2 separate regions of the Homo sapiens genome follow, and region 2 is linked to region 1. A link is a loop called in an ENCODE intact Hi-C map of the cell type or tissue named here. Cell type or tissue: heart left ventricle. All regions are shown on one strand.

Region 1 (8,000 bases):
GAATCCAAGGTTTGTCCTTCCACAGTTCCCTCTCTGGCCTAGAAGGCAGAATGAAATCTGAAGCAGTGCTGCCTCCCCAACCCCACAGAGACAATTTCCAGTTAGGCACACGCGGAGCTCAGCCGCCTTACATTTTAAATGCAGCTGGGTATAGATTTAGGTGACGAAGTGGGGAAGGGTTCTCTTTAAGAAAAAGATACAAAACAATACATTTAAAAATATATGTAAAAGCGAATATTTAATTAGAAAGAATGATCACAAAAAATACAAATATTTTAAAATGGCCATAACAGCAAACATTAATTGCCAGGCATACCTCTATAATACTTTTTGTCTACAATCTTGTCTACTTACTCTCTAGTCATCCCTTCACACAATAATTTTATGATAATATTTTATATAAATGGAACAGATAGATAATTCAATCTTTCCTACAGTATTAATCTTTTTTTAATTGATAGGAAGCATAAAACAAACTTAGTTTGTAGACTCGGTACAGGTTTGTGTACTTTAGACATAGGAGTTCTGATAAATTCTATTTCACGTGATTCCCATCAAAAAAGACGTGGTGGATTTATAGTTTACATGATGTCATTATTAAGCACATTTCATGTGTACTGTCAATGAGAACAGAATCCCATACTTACAACATTACCGAACATCTGATGATAGAATTTTCTACAGCCTAATTTCTGGCTCCATCCATTTCAAATCTGGCTTCTGCTCTAGGACTCACATACTTCCATGTCGGGCACTGTCCCACCTTCACATTTTGAGAGAACCCTCGCCCTCACCCTCATTTGGGTATACAGGGAGAGTCACCACAGTGGGCAACTGGAGAATTCTTGGAAGCTATAAACCATACAACTATATCCCACTAAAACCAAACTAAATGTATTTCCAACTCAGACGCCCCTTAGCCAGGTCCCCAAAATGTCTGAGTGACAGAAGAAAAACAATGGCCTTGATCCACAGAAGTTAAATTACTTTGCTTTTACACATTTTACAAAAACATTATTATCATTATTCCTCCCTGTCTTCTTTCTCCTTTCTGAACAATTCAGTCCTAAAGCCAGTAGGTGGGACAGAGCGGGGAAGACACACATGCTGGCTAGGGGGATGAGAAGGAGGAGTGACCAAGGTGGCTCACAGAGGAGTGTCAGAGCCCTAGTGGGATAGATGGCAACATGGTGTAGTGACATAGCACGGCCAGCTCAAGCCCAGTGGGAAGGGAATCAAGGGGCAGCCTACAGAGGCTCAAAGTCCAGTCTCTGTGATGTGCCTTCATTACCTGAATCTAATCAGGAGGAAACATCAGATGAACTCAAACTGAGGGATATTCTACAAAATGAATGGCCTGTAATCTTCAAAAATGCAAATATCATAAATGTTAAAGAAAGACTAAGGAGATATCTCAGACTGAAGAAAGCTAGAGACATGAAAACTAAACATACAATCTTGATTCTGAACTGAATTTGAGGATTAGATGGTAGTGTGTCAGTGTTAACTTCCTGATTTGGATGGTTGTATTGTGGTTATGTAGAAGAATGTCCAGATTTGGAGAAAATACATACTAAAGCATTAGGGACTGACGGGGCATCAGATTGGTACTATACTCTCAAATGGGCGTTTGGGAATAGAGTTTCCCTGTATTTTTCTGTATTTTTGTGTTTGTTACCAAATTATATATAATTATATATGTGAGGGGTAGGGGTGAGAGGGCGAGAGCATATGACCATGTGAACACATTACTAGTGTCCCTCAGGACCTCAGGATCTTGGAAGGCCCCATGCAAATATGGGAACCTGAAGCTTCAGTTTCATCAATATCACTACCTCTAACTGCAGCAAACCTGACTCTACCCACTACTGTCTGAAAGGCCAAAGTCCTTAAAGACATAATTTAGACCTTGTCTTAGTTATACCTGCTTTCTTAGGTCTTTGTGGCCTCCCTATCTCTGCTAACACTCAGTGTAGCAGAATGAATATGTTCTGAATGTTGTTGAAGGTCAAGGAGCAGCAGCTTGCACCCGAGGCCCACGTCACCTAAAGCTCTCTGGGGTTTGCCTTTGCTGGGCCCACATAGCTCTGTTGTGTGTATTTGCTAAGCCTGGCTTGGTACAAATGGCCAGTGTTTTGCTTCAGGCTCAATGTAGGTTCGGTGGTATTTGCTGATCAGACTCTCTTCTCCACACCCCCACTTACGTCAGCTGTGTATCATTTGCTTAATGCTCAGGACTTGGAGTCCCACCAGGAAGATAAAAATCAGCAGTGAACAAGAAGTGTTTCAGCTAGTCAAATCTCCAACCTTCACTCACTTCTCCTGGTATGCTCAGCTTAGCTCCTTTCTTCTTTCTACAGATTTGTGTACCTGTAGAGAGGGTACAATCTAGTCTGTCCGCTAGAGAGGACAGTTTTAAGAGAGTTTTGATACATAAGTTTAATTCAGGAGGCTGTTAGTCCCTTTGGCTGCATGTTTAAGCCACCCCAATTGAGACGTTCATAATTAAATAAAGCTCACACCTTGATCTCTTTCTGTGTCTCTCAACTGGTTCCAAACTCAGGCAGAAAATAAAAGAAAGGTGTTATTGGGCCCTCTCAAAGTCCAACACAAATAAAAGATGATGGTACCTTCAGGGTGGTGATAGCAGATAAGGTAAGAAGCGGTGTGATTTCAGATAAATTTTAGGAAGAATTGGCAGGACTCAGTGCTGGATTAGATATGGGGGGATATCAAGGGTCCCTAAGACCCCCTTCACATTTGGAGATTCACTAGATTCTGGGACTCATTACAGTTACGCTATTACAGAAACGTAGTAAGGATACACAGCTGGATTGTAAAGAAAAAGACTCAGGCAGAGCATGGAAGACTTCGTGTGCAGGATTCCTAAGTGTTCTCCCTTTCGCGAGGGGTCACACAGACTGCATTCTTCCTCCAGAAATGAAAATGTAGAAACATGCCTGCAATGTTTTTGCCAGGGAAAGACTGAGCCTCAGCAGCCAGAGTTTTTACTGGACATTGGTCACAGGCACCTCTGCCTAGCAGGTACCAAGTTCTAGAATCTCAGAAGGAAAAGCAAGTGCATTGTTTGTACAAATAGCTTACGCACAGGGAATCACTTTTATTATTTAGGGAAAGCTTTGTATGTGTAGGTGTAGGTGTCGGATAAACTCACCTGATAGTAATAATTTATGCATACCCTCAGAATGACCCCATATGGCAGATGCACCTGAATGTATGTTCTGAGCTAGGGAATCTGGGAGTAGCTAACCTGAAGAGTCATTCTTTATCTATGAGAAACATCTAATATAGGGGACTGAGGCCCTGAATTTTGGGATACATGAAGGTTGCCAGGTGGAGATTGTTAGGGGGAGGGTATAAAGTGAAAATACCATATAAACTGCATGATGGTTGCAGGCGGTTGCAGTTTTCCTGCCCATCCCACCACCACTGGACTCTGTAAGCACCTAATAAAACACCATGTTTTGTTTGCTGGCTCTAGGTCTCTTCTTCGGCCTCTTGAACCTGGTTCCTTTCCTACTGAGGTTAATAGGGCTTTGGCACGACAGTAAGGGACTGTTTACCTGCCAAGTTCTCACATGTCAGCGAAGGGCCAACCTTACAAGCAGACCTTTTTAAGGATAGCAGTCTCAGGTCAGCTATGCGAACTCCTTTCTCTACAGACGGGCAGGAAGGGGTGCGACAAGGAAAAGGGAAGAGTCAAGGAAGACATGCAGATTTCTCCCTTAAGCCTGAAGATGGACAGTGTTGTCACTTATAGAGATGGAGAAGACAAAGAAATGCAGATTTATGGGAGAGAACTAGTATTTCGATTTTGAACACAATGAAATTAGAGATAGCTATGAATTATCAGGTTAAACTATTGTATGTTATAATAAAAAACAACCTTAAAATTCCAGGGGCCTTAACATAATAAAAATTTATTTCTCACTTAAGTTATGTGACTTTCACGGCCTAGTGGAAGTTAGGAAATTGGTGGGGAGATGTAGTCTCTGTTCTGCATAGTCACTCAGGGACCCAGGCTGGTGGAGGCTCCACCATCCAGAATGTTGTTAATTCTTATGACAGAGAAAGAGGCAACTGGAGAAGTCTCATCTCAGCTTTTCTATGCTTCAGTCTACAGCCCATTGTTCAAAACTGGCCATGTGGCCGCAAAAAACTGTAAGTGGAGCTGGAAAATGTGGGGTAGTTGATGGGATATCTGGTGAACACCACTGTTTCTGCCACAATAGCCCCATAGAAATGTCAAGTAGGCATCCCCAACAAACGTATGTCTGGAGACATTCATTTAGGAGTCATAAGCACATAGGTGGTATTTAGAGCCACACTCACTGTCATGTAATCTGAGTTCCAGGGCCTAGTAAGGGCAGTATTATCACCCTTTTCTGGTGTGAAGGAGTAGGAAATCCAGATTGGTGGACACCCTTCAAACTTCCCTGTAGTGAAACTAGCAGCACACAGGTGCCTTCACTAGCAGTCAAGACAGATTGTGGCTTAGGATTGAAGGCAAGTTTTTAACTTCTCTAAGAGGGGAGTCTTGGTGCCTGAAAAGTCTGCCTAGAAACAGCCTGATGCTCACGGCAGAGGGACTAGGCTCACAACTTTCAGTTGAAACCACACATGAAGATATTGAGAGCCAAAATCAGGGGGAAAGCTGGCCACAGGAACCACTAGGTGTCACTAATAGGCCAAAGTTAGAAGCGCGGAAAAGGAAAGGCTAAAAGAACAAATGAAGGAAGGAAAGAAAAGGTAGTACCTGCCCTAAGATGGCCACAGGTGAAACTTAGTGGTAGCATTGCTAACATTGTTCTATTAAAGAAAAAAAAAAGGCAAAATAACAGTAGAAATTATGAACTTTATTCTGAACAATAATGACTTCCAAATAGACTGGATGGGTTCTTGCTGTTACCTAATGTGCATGCCTGTGTGTGAATGGTTTTGTGCATTTGTGTGTGTGTGCACTTGGGAAGTGGAGAAGGGTAGTTTATTCTGACCTCCATTATAGCTTTCCAAACATCACATGACTAACCATATGAATACTTTTGGTAGAGATAAAAGAAAGTTTCTCTTCTTTCATCCTACTTGTGTGTATATGCATGTATAACTACTGAGGTCTTCAGTTTATTCAATATCAAATTTAAGGTCGATGGATCTAAGATGTGTCCTTTTTTAATGCCCAGAATATGACAAAGCAAAAAAGGATTTCTAAAATGGCAAACCTTATTTAATCCTTCGATGACAAGCTGGGGACTACTAACACCTTCCATGTGCCAATAAAATCATTTGGGATGACTAACAGATAATGGAAATTACAATAAATCAAAATATATTTTATATCTTTGATAACTGATACATCAAAACTAGATAGTTAATTTGTGTTTGGGTCAGTGAAAAAAATGGCCAAAAGGGAAATGACCCAATAAAATATTATTGATCACCATAAAACTGTATTGAAGAGAAAAAAAACAGAAGAAACTAGCACTGGAAACAAATTATTCTGAGCTATTCAACTTCTTACATGTTGAGGCTCATTTAAAAAATGGCATTTATATAGCACACTGAGGTAAATGGACAAAGTTCCTGGGTTTCGGCTGCCCCAGTTCATTGGGCCACCCTAGAGCCTGAGATCACTATGTCACCATACTAAATACAAGTTGTAGTGTTCAACCTTGGGTTCACACTGGAATCACTCAGGAAGTTAAAAACATACATTGAATCTGCCCACTCCCTTCCCACCCCAAATAATCTGTGTTTTATTTTGTTGGTCTGGCATACAGACTGGGCATTACGACTTTTCAAAACTCCCAAGCGACTCTAAGGCATAGCCAGGGTTAAGAATCACTGCACTGGAAAGTAGTCAAGGAAATTAAAAACTTAGGCTCATCTAGTTTCCCAGCTCGGAACACAAATATGAGGGTTTTGGTGGTTTTCTTTGTTGTTGTTGTTGTCAATTCAGGGAAGTACAATGAGAAAAAAGCAAAATTGCAAAGTTCATAATATGAAAGTGAAAACTCTCCATCTCCTCCCAAAGCAACCACTATTGTTTCTTTTGATTTTTCGAGAAAAAGTTTATGTACATACCTGCATGTTTGTATTTCAAAAAATAATTGTTTACATTAAAGAGAGGACACCATATATAGTATTCTACGCTTTGCCTTTAATATTCATTACATGATGGGCCTGTCCTTTGAGTATACAGTACACAGCTACGAAGTAATTCACATGTCTGTACTGTTGTGCTGTGTTTTATTGAACCATTCCTCCGTGTTATCACTTCAGCTATTTTCACTACTTCACAGCAATAAACATTTTTTTTTTTTTTGAGATGGAGTTTCGCTCGTGTTGTCCAGGCTGGAGTGCAACGGCGCGATCTCGGCTCACCGCAACCTCTGCCTCCTGGATTCAAAGCGATTCTCCTGCCTCAGCCTCCTGAGTACCTGCGATTACAGGCCTGGGCCACCACGCCCGGCTAATTTTGTATTTTTAGTAGAGATGGGGTTTCTCCATGTTGGTCAGGCTGGTCTCAAACTCCCGACCTCAGGTGATTCGCCCGCCTCGGCCTCCCAAAGTACTGGGATTACAGGCGTGAACCACCGCGCCCGGCCTTAACATCCTTATACATGGGTTACCAGCATCGCGACGACCTTCTGCAAATATTTTTATAGGGTAAATAACTGAATGAAGTCGCTGGGCGCATCTAAAATTTGAATAAATGTAATGAGATCAACAAACAACTAAAAAGTAAACTGATGCTATCCACATTTGTCAAGTACACGAGTATGCCTGCCAGTTTGAAGGTGCTGGCGCGGCGCTGTTGGCCAGAGATCTCTATCAACCAGGGTCATCTGCCGGCAATGCCATAGAGGCGGTCCCGGGGGCGGGCCTTCTTGGGTCACGTGGACGGCCTCGCCCCGCCCCCGTCGAGGCGCCGCGCACGTCTGGAGCTCTGGCTCGTGCAGTAGCGTCACGCGGAGGCGGAGCGAGGACTCGGGGACAGTAAGTTCTGTTCTCGCCGCGCAGGGGGCGGGCTGGCGGGACCAGCTGCTTCCGGCTGGGCTGCGGGCGTGGACTCCTCATTCCGGCTGTGGCCGCGCCGCTGCGGGGCCTGAGGCCCTCTTGGGTTTTGGTTCAGCGTTAGTTAACGGTTAACCCGCCAAGGCGGGCTTCCGCCCAGGCACAGGAGACTCACCGAGCTTGTTCACCTTGAAACTTGGGCCACACCTGAGACCTGCCACCTAAGGGGGGTACGCGGGTCGTTTTTAACAAGCTTTCATGGCATTTGTGCCATGAAAGCTCTAAAGTATAGAAGCTGCTCCAGGGCTTCCGCAGCCCCGGCCGTCCTGGAGATACTCGCCTCCTGGAGTCTGTGTCGAGAATTTGCAGCACCTGGACAGCCACGTGCAGTCTCAGAACTGCAGGCGGTCTTTACCGAAATGTTAAACACAACTTGAAGTTAGGCAGGATAACTGCCAGAGCTGGATGGACCTTAGAGGTGCCAGCTAACGCGCTGTGAGCGTTTTCTGCGGTTAGGCCTGCTCTAAACATTTGACATGTGTTAAAGCATTTATGTGCTTTACCCACACCCCTATGTGGCGGGCCCTTCTTAAAGTAAAAGAAACTGCAGCACAGCGAAGTTAAGCAACTTGCCCCAAATCACGCAGAACTGGGATGCAAACCCAGGTCTAGCTCACTCGTGATCACAATTCAACATCATACGATGGTGCTGATTTCCAGAGCAGCTCTGTGACTTTATATAAAATTATTGGGCAAGCGTTCAATTGTAAACATTCGTGAACATAGCTGTTGCACATTAGCGTTCCTTTTTTTTTTTAATTCAGGACCATCTTTGGTGACAAATATAAATATCAATACTATATATATCACCAATATACATATTTGCTTTGCTAAAAGGTTTCTGTGTCTTCAGGATAGTTTACTTGCAAGCCTCATGTTTTTATAAAAACGTGGGTGCTACCTGA
Region 2 (8,000 bases), 300 kb after region 1:
ATTAAGGGAAGCATCAGCCCTAGAACCCTACTGCTCCTAGTAAGAGAAATGCAGCTCAAACCTTATACTCTTCCTCTAGCCCTCTTCTCCCAAGATAATCCTTTAGTGAAAATCCATGGAGCCCTCCAGGGCTGGTAGAATTAGGCCTGACCCTGGCACATCTCTTCAGATATTATTGCTGCCATTAAAATTTGCAGGAAAACTCAAGAAGCCTTAAATAAACACCTGAACTAAGCCCTCAAATAGAAAATCAGCATGTGCTAATGACTACCTACTAAAAAGCTATACAACAAAATTCAGAAGAATACTTATTCCAGTTAGGATCCCATTCATGAACACTTAGTCACTGAAGAGGAAAACAGGACTTAATTGTAAAGCTGTCATGTAGAAGCAAAACTCTGACATCCACACAAACATCTCCTTCAAGTAAGCATTACAAAACACATTTAGAAGTACTCTTGGCCTGTGTTGAATGATGTAATTAATCTGACTCTTGAACTGTTTTCCAGTTATAAAGGTTAGAAAGACTATTTATTTAAATTGACACTTTTGCATTTTGTGACATAAGAAAAATTCAGAAGTCTGTAGATTTACAATAATCAAGAATCTTCCTCCCTCAGCTTATGTTTTCTCTATAGCTCTAAAAATCCATTTACGGATATTACAAATTTCCATTTTATAGCTAATATATAGAGGCAAATATAGAATACATATTAATTTAAATGAAGAAGCAAAAAGAATAATTGAGTCTACTATTTATTTTATTACTATGAAATATTAATAGTAATAATTTTAAAGTACTGATTCTACTCCTGTAAACTTTATCATCTATCATAAAGACAAAATTCATAAGTCCATTTTATTAGGCATTATCATTTATTGTGCTTTTAAATGCAGTAATAAAATACACAGAAAACTTTGTTTATTCTGTATATATGAAAAACTCAATTTCTACTTACATATTTCATTTCCTGGTATATACAACTTAAAAAAGTGCACACACAGCAAAATTTTGTTAATAGTAAAAGCAATTACAATCATAACTTGCCTGAAATAAATAATCCCGTATGGATGTTAAGCTGTGATAATACATACTCACATAATACCTTGATGTACGTTATACTTCAATAAAAAGGTTCAAACATGCAATTATCCATGTTATGGATAAAAAAACACTGTCAATATCAATAACCATATATGAATTTTTTAAAAGTAAGTTAATAAAATAAGATAATTCAAGCATCTTAAAGATGTCAGAAATTTTCATTTAGTCACAAAGCTCACAGAATGAGTGGCTGATTATAATAAAAGGGTCAACTGAAAACGGATTTTAAAAGTTGAATAGCGTGCAAGAACATTAGATTTGTTTGTTAAATCAATAAGAGTACTCACCCCGTGGAGTCCTTGGAACTGGATTGAAGGTCGAAAAGGAATTAAATTCTATTAAAAGAAACAAAAGAAACAAACAGGTAAACCTTGGTTACTGTGACATAGAACTAAATGTTTAAACTTTAAATCTATGTTATTTGGGCCAGGCACAGTGACTCATGACTCTAATCCCAGCACTTTGGGAGGCTGAAGCAGGAGGATCACTTGAGGCCAGGAGTTCAAGACCAGCCTGGGCAATACAGTGAGACCTCCCCCTCCATCTCTATTTAAAAAAAAAAAAAAGAAAGAAAGAAATATATGTATTTGGTCAGTGTCATAATGTGTGAAAATCTCTTTTCATTATATACTTTCTTTTGCATGTTACTATATTAAGATGCCTTGGATGAACCATATCACACTATTTACATTTCTCTCTGAACCACACAAACAAAATATATTTTTTGGCAGTGCAGCTAATCATGTTTTTGAAACTGACCAACATGATTTGGCAAAAAATGGTTAGTATACCAATTCAATTTTACATTAAAAAAACTGTATTGTTGCATAGTTTCCTGGTATATTTTTAATAGGGGTGGGAGGAGGGAAGAGATAATTGGAGGAACTTTGCAATACTGTAACAGGATGCTAGAAATATAAAATTAAATATTTGAGAATAAACCTGTTTGCTATTTTCTCACATTTTATCAGAGATTTGTTTTTAATTGAGAGCCAAACAGGTTACCAGTTCTCTCACATGATTCTCACCAGGAGAATGTAATTTCTAGATCAGTGTTTTTTATTATGAGCTTTTTCTTCTTGATAACTTCAATATTTTATCATAGAGTTGTGCATTTAGAAGAAAAGCTGTTATCATAAATGTCAGCCATAGTCTTTTGCATGATTTCCTGTATTCAAAGTCACCAGCATATTTTTCTATGGGAAAGCTTTTCCAAATTGCCAACAGAAACCCACGAAGAAATCAGATTTGGGTAATGTTTAATGGTAGTACATCAGCCTATAAACTATTCACACCTTCATATTCAAATCCAATGTACAAAAACAGTGGTTTCTGGTCTCATCTCTACCCCAAATAAAAATATAGAGGCACTAATATGTTCCTCACCTCAGCTATAGCACATCACCTACTACTTCCAAATGCTTCCCAAAACTTCTCTGCAGACTTAAAAGTTTACTAATAGGGATTATAATAAATGAAAGAGAAAGAGAAATAAAGATAAGAACTTCTTTAAAAGACAGACCACCTGAATGTAAAATCAAGTGTAACATTAGCTATCTTATTATTATTGATAAAAATGAATAAACAAATATCTTCTTGGAGAAAACATTATAATGGATACTGTTACTGTTCTACTACCATAAAAGATCATTTAACTTTAGACTTATCAGCAGAATCTAAGTACTACTGGGTAACAAATTCATTTATTGGTGTGGGAGAAGTGAGCTTTTTAAAAAGGAAAAATAAAAAGGTAGTACCTGAATTTTTAAAATCCAATTTTTTAGTAGATTTTCATTCTAATTCATGGTCTTTTATGAAAATATAAATATAGATTAACTTTCTTAAGGCGAAAAATGCCACCCCCAAACTACTTTCCACAGCTAAACTCACTCTTCCTGAAGTAATGAAAGCATGCCCATAGGGGCCTAGGTAGCCCCTCTTCATGTGGAAGAGTAAGGTGGCCCTACAATTGAGATTATACAGGTTCATGTTCCAGCTTTCACAATATTTCCATCAGTCCTGCTTTCTGAATGTCTCTCCAAATCAGAAGCACTGAACATAACCTCATTACACTTCCCTCATTACACTTCCCTCCTTGAATTCTGGCAACTCAGAGGTTGTCTTCAGCTCACCAATGAAATTTGAAATTCTCTCTCCAACAAGTTCATTGATTCTTCTTGGTCAGATAAATGCAAACTTCTCAGCTTTCAAATTGCTGATATCCCCACTGGATATCCATCAGTCCTCCCAGCTCTCTGATCACACCTTTCATTTCGAAAGGCTAGTGCCTTTCCTTTCCTCTTTCTAGATCCATTTCATCCTGGAGGCTCACTGAACCTGTTGGGTGATAACTCTGAATCTCTTCTCCATTCCTCAGCTGGCACCTCTGCATAGCCTGCTACTTACTACTGCTGATAGGACATTTTGCATTAGAAACTCACAATGGCAGCAAATCTCAATGACTGGCAAATATGAAACTAATTCCCCCATCCCCAGCCTTCCCAACCAAACCGTCACCTCTTTCTTACTTTTCTGGCAAAGGCACTTTTATCCTCTTGGTTATCCAGGCTCGCCACCTTAAAATTAACTTACAGTCTCTTCTCTCCCCGACTTCATATTCTATTAGTCGTTTACATACTACATGCCACTAGAATCACAGGATTCCAAATCCAGATGAGGCCTTAGAGATAATACAGTTGGCGCCTATGCCCCACAGGATCAGAACCCAAGACTCAATCTCCCTATTTTGCCATGCTGCTTTTCTTCTACTACCTTATGTTCCACACACATCTGTTAATGGGGTATTCAAGAGTGTGGGGGCATAATCCCTCATGCCAGAGAGTTCATCTTTTAGTTGGGGAAAATTTGAGAATGATTAAGTACTAGGCTAAGTAGCACTGGGAAGTGTAGTAAGAATTCTCAAAAAGGACAGTACGGGTTAGAACACATAAATGTTTATTGAAAAGGTGGCTCTTGAATAGCAGTTTAGAAAAGGTAAGTTCCAAGGAGAGAGAATACCCTGAGGAAAAAAGCAAGAAGACAGGAATGGACACTGTATGGTCAGAGGGCAGGTCTGTATGTGTACGCTTCTTTCCCACTTGAAATACAACAGCAAGGATGAGATCTGACCTGTAAATTCCTGCCTAATTTTTCCTTATCCTCAAAATGTGTCTTCATTTTTAGTTTCTATTTGCTACAGAATAGGGCAATAATTTAAGTTTCAGACCTCAGGATGACTCTGTCCAAAAAGTTTATCACTCTGAAATAATCCTGCCCTAATCCCCTCCCTAACCCCTCACTGATGGGTTTTACTCTTGCCTTTAACTTGATAAACTATTGGAGGCTCTCTCAATTTTTTGTATAAGAGAGTTGCTCAAAGAAGTGTTTTGGGGGAAGGCAGCTCTTTCAGTTATGTGTAAAATAGATGGAGAGAGATGGATCAGGGCAGGGCAGGGGTGGAGAAGTGAGCTAGTGCAGTCCGGGCGGATGCTTTAGAAATACCCTGGAAGTGGTAATAAAGGCCTAAGTTAGTATGACTGCATCTGCAGCTAACAGGGGATAGTGGACAGAGCAGATATTCCCCAGGAAAAATGATAAGATGTGCTGAAAGCTTGAATATCAGACACCAAAGAAAGATGATGCCAGCGTGGCTCCAGGGCTCCCAGTCACCAAATCTGGCCACTCTGCCCCAAACTCCCTCAAATTAAGTTCTTAGTCTCCATTTCAAAAGCAAGACCCTTATCACCTCACAACTAGACAATGGCTTTTTCCCTTCCTTGAAGTCCTTCCAAATTGTTCAAATAGCCAGCAGAACCTCTCTCATATACCACTGTTGGCCCACAGTAGTTCTTACCACTGTCTGTCAAAACAAAGCCAACTACTAAATAGAAAACACATCCGCTATCAACCAAGATCAACCAGAATCAACCAAGTTCATCTTCCACTTCCTCCCAACAATGGCTCAGCTATGTTAACCTTTGTTTGTTTTGCAAAGACTTTCCTCTCTAACTCTTTCCTGTTCTTCCAACCTGGCATAAATTCCCAAGCTCTACTTTGCCAATCCATAGTTATTGCTTACTTAACATTCAAGCTCAACATTAATTTCCTCAGTGAGACCTTCCTTTGGATAAACCAGAAGTCAAACACTCAATGTTTCAATGTCTTCAAAGACCCAAAGGTCTTTGGAACAGATGGATGTAAGGCAACAAGGAGTGGTGAGTACCTGGAAAATGAATGCCCAAAGGAAAAAAATCCAAATTTAAAAATGTTAAACCTGTTTCTAGCCAAACAAAACTCTGGTGCCACCATTTTGCTAACTTGGAACTATGTAACTATGAGTTAAATCTCATTAGCTGTTTGTTCAGATCCCAGCATCTACTGTTCCACTACATAAGGTATATTTTTTCATAGGTTGTCTTATTCCTGATTGTTATGATACAGGAGTCTTAGGCATATGTAACTTACAAGTATTACGTGCTCAGCTAAAAAAAAAAAGTATTGTAAAATCATTTTGTATATGTTCTCTTTATATATGAAGTATACCACTATACACACTGTACACATATGCAGATTACTATTCAGGGTTGTACAGACAAGACAATATGTACTATTCTTCACAACAATTTAGAAACTTGAAATTTTGACTATATACAATCTTTTTTTACCTCACGCCCTGAATTTAGAACTTGACTTCTTGACATGCTTATAGTTCTACCTATACAGCTTGACTCCTCAACAAGAATAATTTTTATTTAGTTTTCTAATGTATGGCACAGAGCATTTTTATATCTATCGTCTCAAGTGAGCCTCCTAAAACCAGCCCTGGGTGGTAGGAAAGCATCATTATCCCCCATTTCAGAGACAGAATAAATAATGAGTCTCTAAGAGGTAGAGTACATCGCTTAGGATCACAGACCTGGTGATTAGCAGAGTTGGGCCTTAAATCCAGTCCTCTGAATTCCAAATACAGTACTCTTTCTTTCTCTCTTGCCTCTGAAATGTGTTACCCCCTAGTGCTAAATATTTAAAAGACCTTAAATGTTCACTCAGTTCTTTTGGCATTTTGTTTCCAAGGAAAATGAATTTCATAAAGTAATTATAATTTCCAAAAAAACTAAAGTATAATTTAGTTCAGTTTCTGATTAAAAACTGAAAAAAATAGTTTTTTTTTCCTTTAAGGATGATGTATAGTGAAAGAACATAAATATTTGTTACCATTTTATTTAATACATAATAAAACACTCATTTATGGAATAGTTGTATGTACTTATCCAAACAGGGCAAACTAAGCTCATTGTTACTCAGAAATTCTTTTAAGATATCTAGCAATCTAGAAAAATACTTAAAAGAACCTCAAAGGCTTTACTGATTTTAATCCCAATTTTAGAAAAGAACATGTTAACTAGGCTGCAGCTCTTGAATGTTTTTAAAAATGCCATAAGGCCGGGCGTGGTTGCTCACGCCTGTAATCCCAGCACTTTGGGAGGCTGGGCGGATCAAGAGGTCAGGAGATAGAGACCATCCTGGCTAACATGGTGAAACCCCGTCTCTACTAAAAAAACGAAAAATTAGCCGGGTGTGGTGTGGGCACCTGTAATCGCAGCTACTCGGGAGGCTGAGGCAGGAGAATGGCGTGAACCCGGGAGGCGGAGCTTGCAGTGAGCCGAGATGGCGCCACAGCACTCCAGCCTGGGCAACAGAGCGAGACTCCGCCTCAAAAAAAAAAAAAAAAAAAAAAAAGCCACAGGAAGAAACAGAACTCTACACCACTTATTTTGTATCTGATCACTCACTGTGTTATTAAGAGAGCCACCAGGAAAAAGTTTAGAAGTCAATACCATTATAAGCAAATGTCTAAAGCATGTTAGTTTTTTATCCAAATTTTTTTAGCCTAAGTTTAATTGTATAAACATGACCTCAACTCATTGTATCTTTAAACATTTGCTGAATACATTCCCATTAGAAATGAGTTTCAGGTAAGGCTTCAACTTTTGCTTTTAGCTTTAAGTAAATATTTTCACCAAGTAGCTCTTCTGAAAATCAAGTTACTCTAGGGCTTAAGGGAATAGTATTTGAGCTATAAGTAAGAGAGTTATCTTGTATCTATTTCCAACCAAGAACACAAAGGCAGATTGTAATTGGCTAGGGAAACTCCTTCAACAACCTGATAAAAGTGATGGTTTGCAGTCAAAAGATTCTGTCAAATTTTAGTACTTTCACTGCTCTTAGAAGCTCCTTGAATTTACCCTTTATACCTCTTATGAAATGTTGGGCATTCCTAAGCACAGAATAGTAGTATAGGCAATGCTAAAATGCTCTTAAGTTTGGTTATACTCTTGACATCTGCATTTACAAGCCAATGCTACTGCAACAAGAATTGCTCTATGACCAAAGAGATCTATGTACACTTATTTCCAGGGACTATTCCTCACAATATATCAGAACTATAAAAGTAATATATAATTTACTGAGTCATTTTCCTAAGAAATATTCATTTTCCTAAGGAATATTAATTCTGACATGATTCCTTTGGGGTGGGAGAAGAGCACAGCTGTTTTTTTGGAGTTGAATAAAAAAGTTATCCTATAAAGGTAGTTTATAACCATCTCTTGATTATTTACATATTGCTTACCCATGTAAACAAATTAAATGTGTGGTTACCTTTCCCTTATCAACAACTGTCAGTTTTACAAATATACAAGCAAGAAATAGCATTCTGGGCCTAGAAAATAACAATATTTCTAAAAAATATTATAGAGATCTTTCCAACTTTATTCTTTAAGGTTAGAGATGTTTTTGAGACACCTTTAGCTTCCCTTTTGAACCCATCATGGAACTTTGAGTTAACTAAAGGTTAACTCTTGAATTATTCTTTACTTAATTCAAGAATTCTTAA

What was found. Hi-C counts contacts between places; a loop is a spot of excess contacts. Peaks named below come from ENCODE experiments on the same cell type or tissue, not always from the same donor. Only the 100,000 strongest peaks of a DNase experiment are listed, where the experiment ranks them.
Region 2: it touches region 1 in a loop (2.9-fold over the local background); 2 of 110 quality-filtered maps call a loop at or near these places.

The regions. Positions count from the first base shown.
Region 1 is chr5:95,639,801-95,647,800 of GRCh38, forward strand. RFESD (Rieske Fe-S domain containing) reads left to right here and starts at 6,977. Exons shown (of 6, transcript NM_001131066.2): 1 at 6,977-7,017. In heart left ventricle, CTCF peaks have their summits at 4,702 (motif pointing right) and 7,062; a DNase peak (open chromatin) is centred at 7,001; H3K4me3 peaks cover 1,366 bases; H3K27ac peaks cover 1,753 bases.
Region 2 is chr5:95,941,610-95,949,609 of GRCh38, forward strand. It overlaps ELL2 (elongation factor for RNA polymerase II 2), which reads right to left. Exons shown (of 12, transcript NM_012081.6): 2 at 1,393-1,440. Among named protein-coding and RNA genes, the nearest start is that of ELL2, 16 kb to the right of the region's middle. In heart left ventricle, no CTCF peak of the experiment used is centred here; no DNase peak of the experiment used is centred here.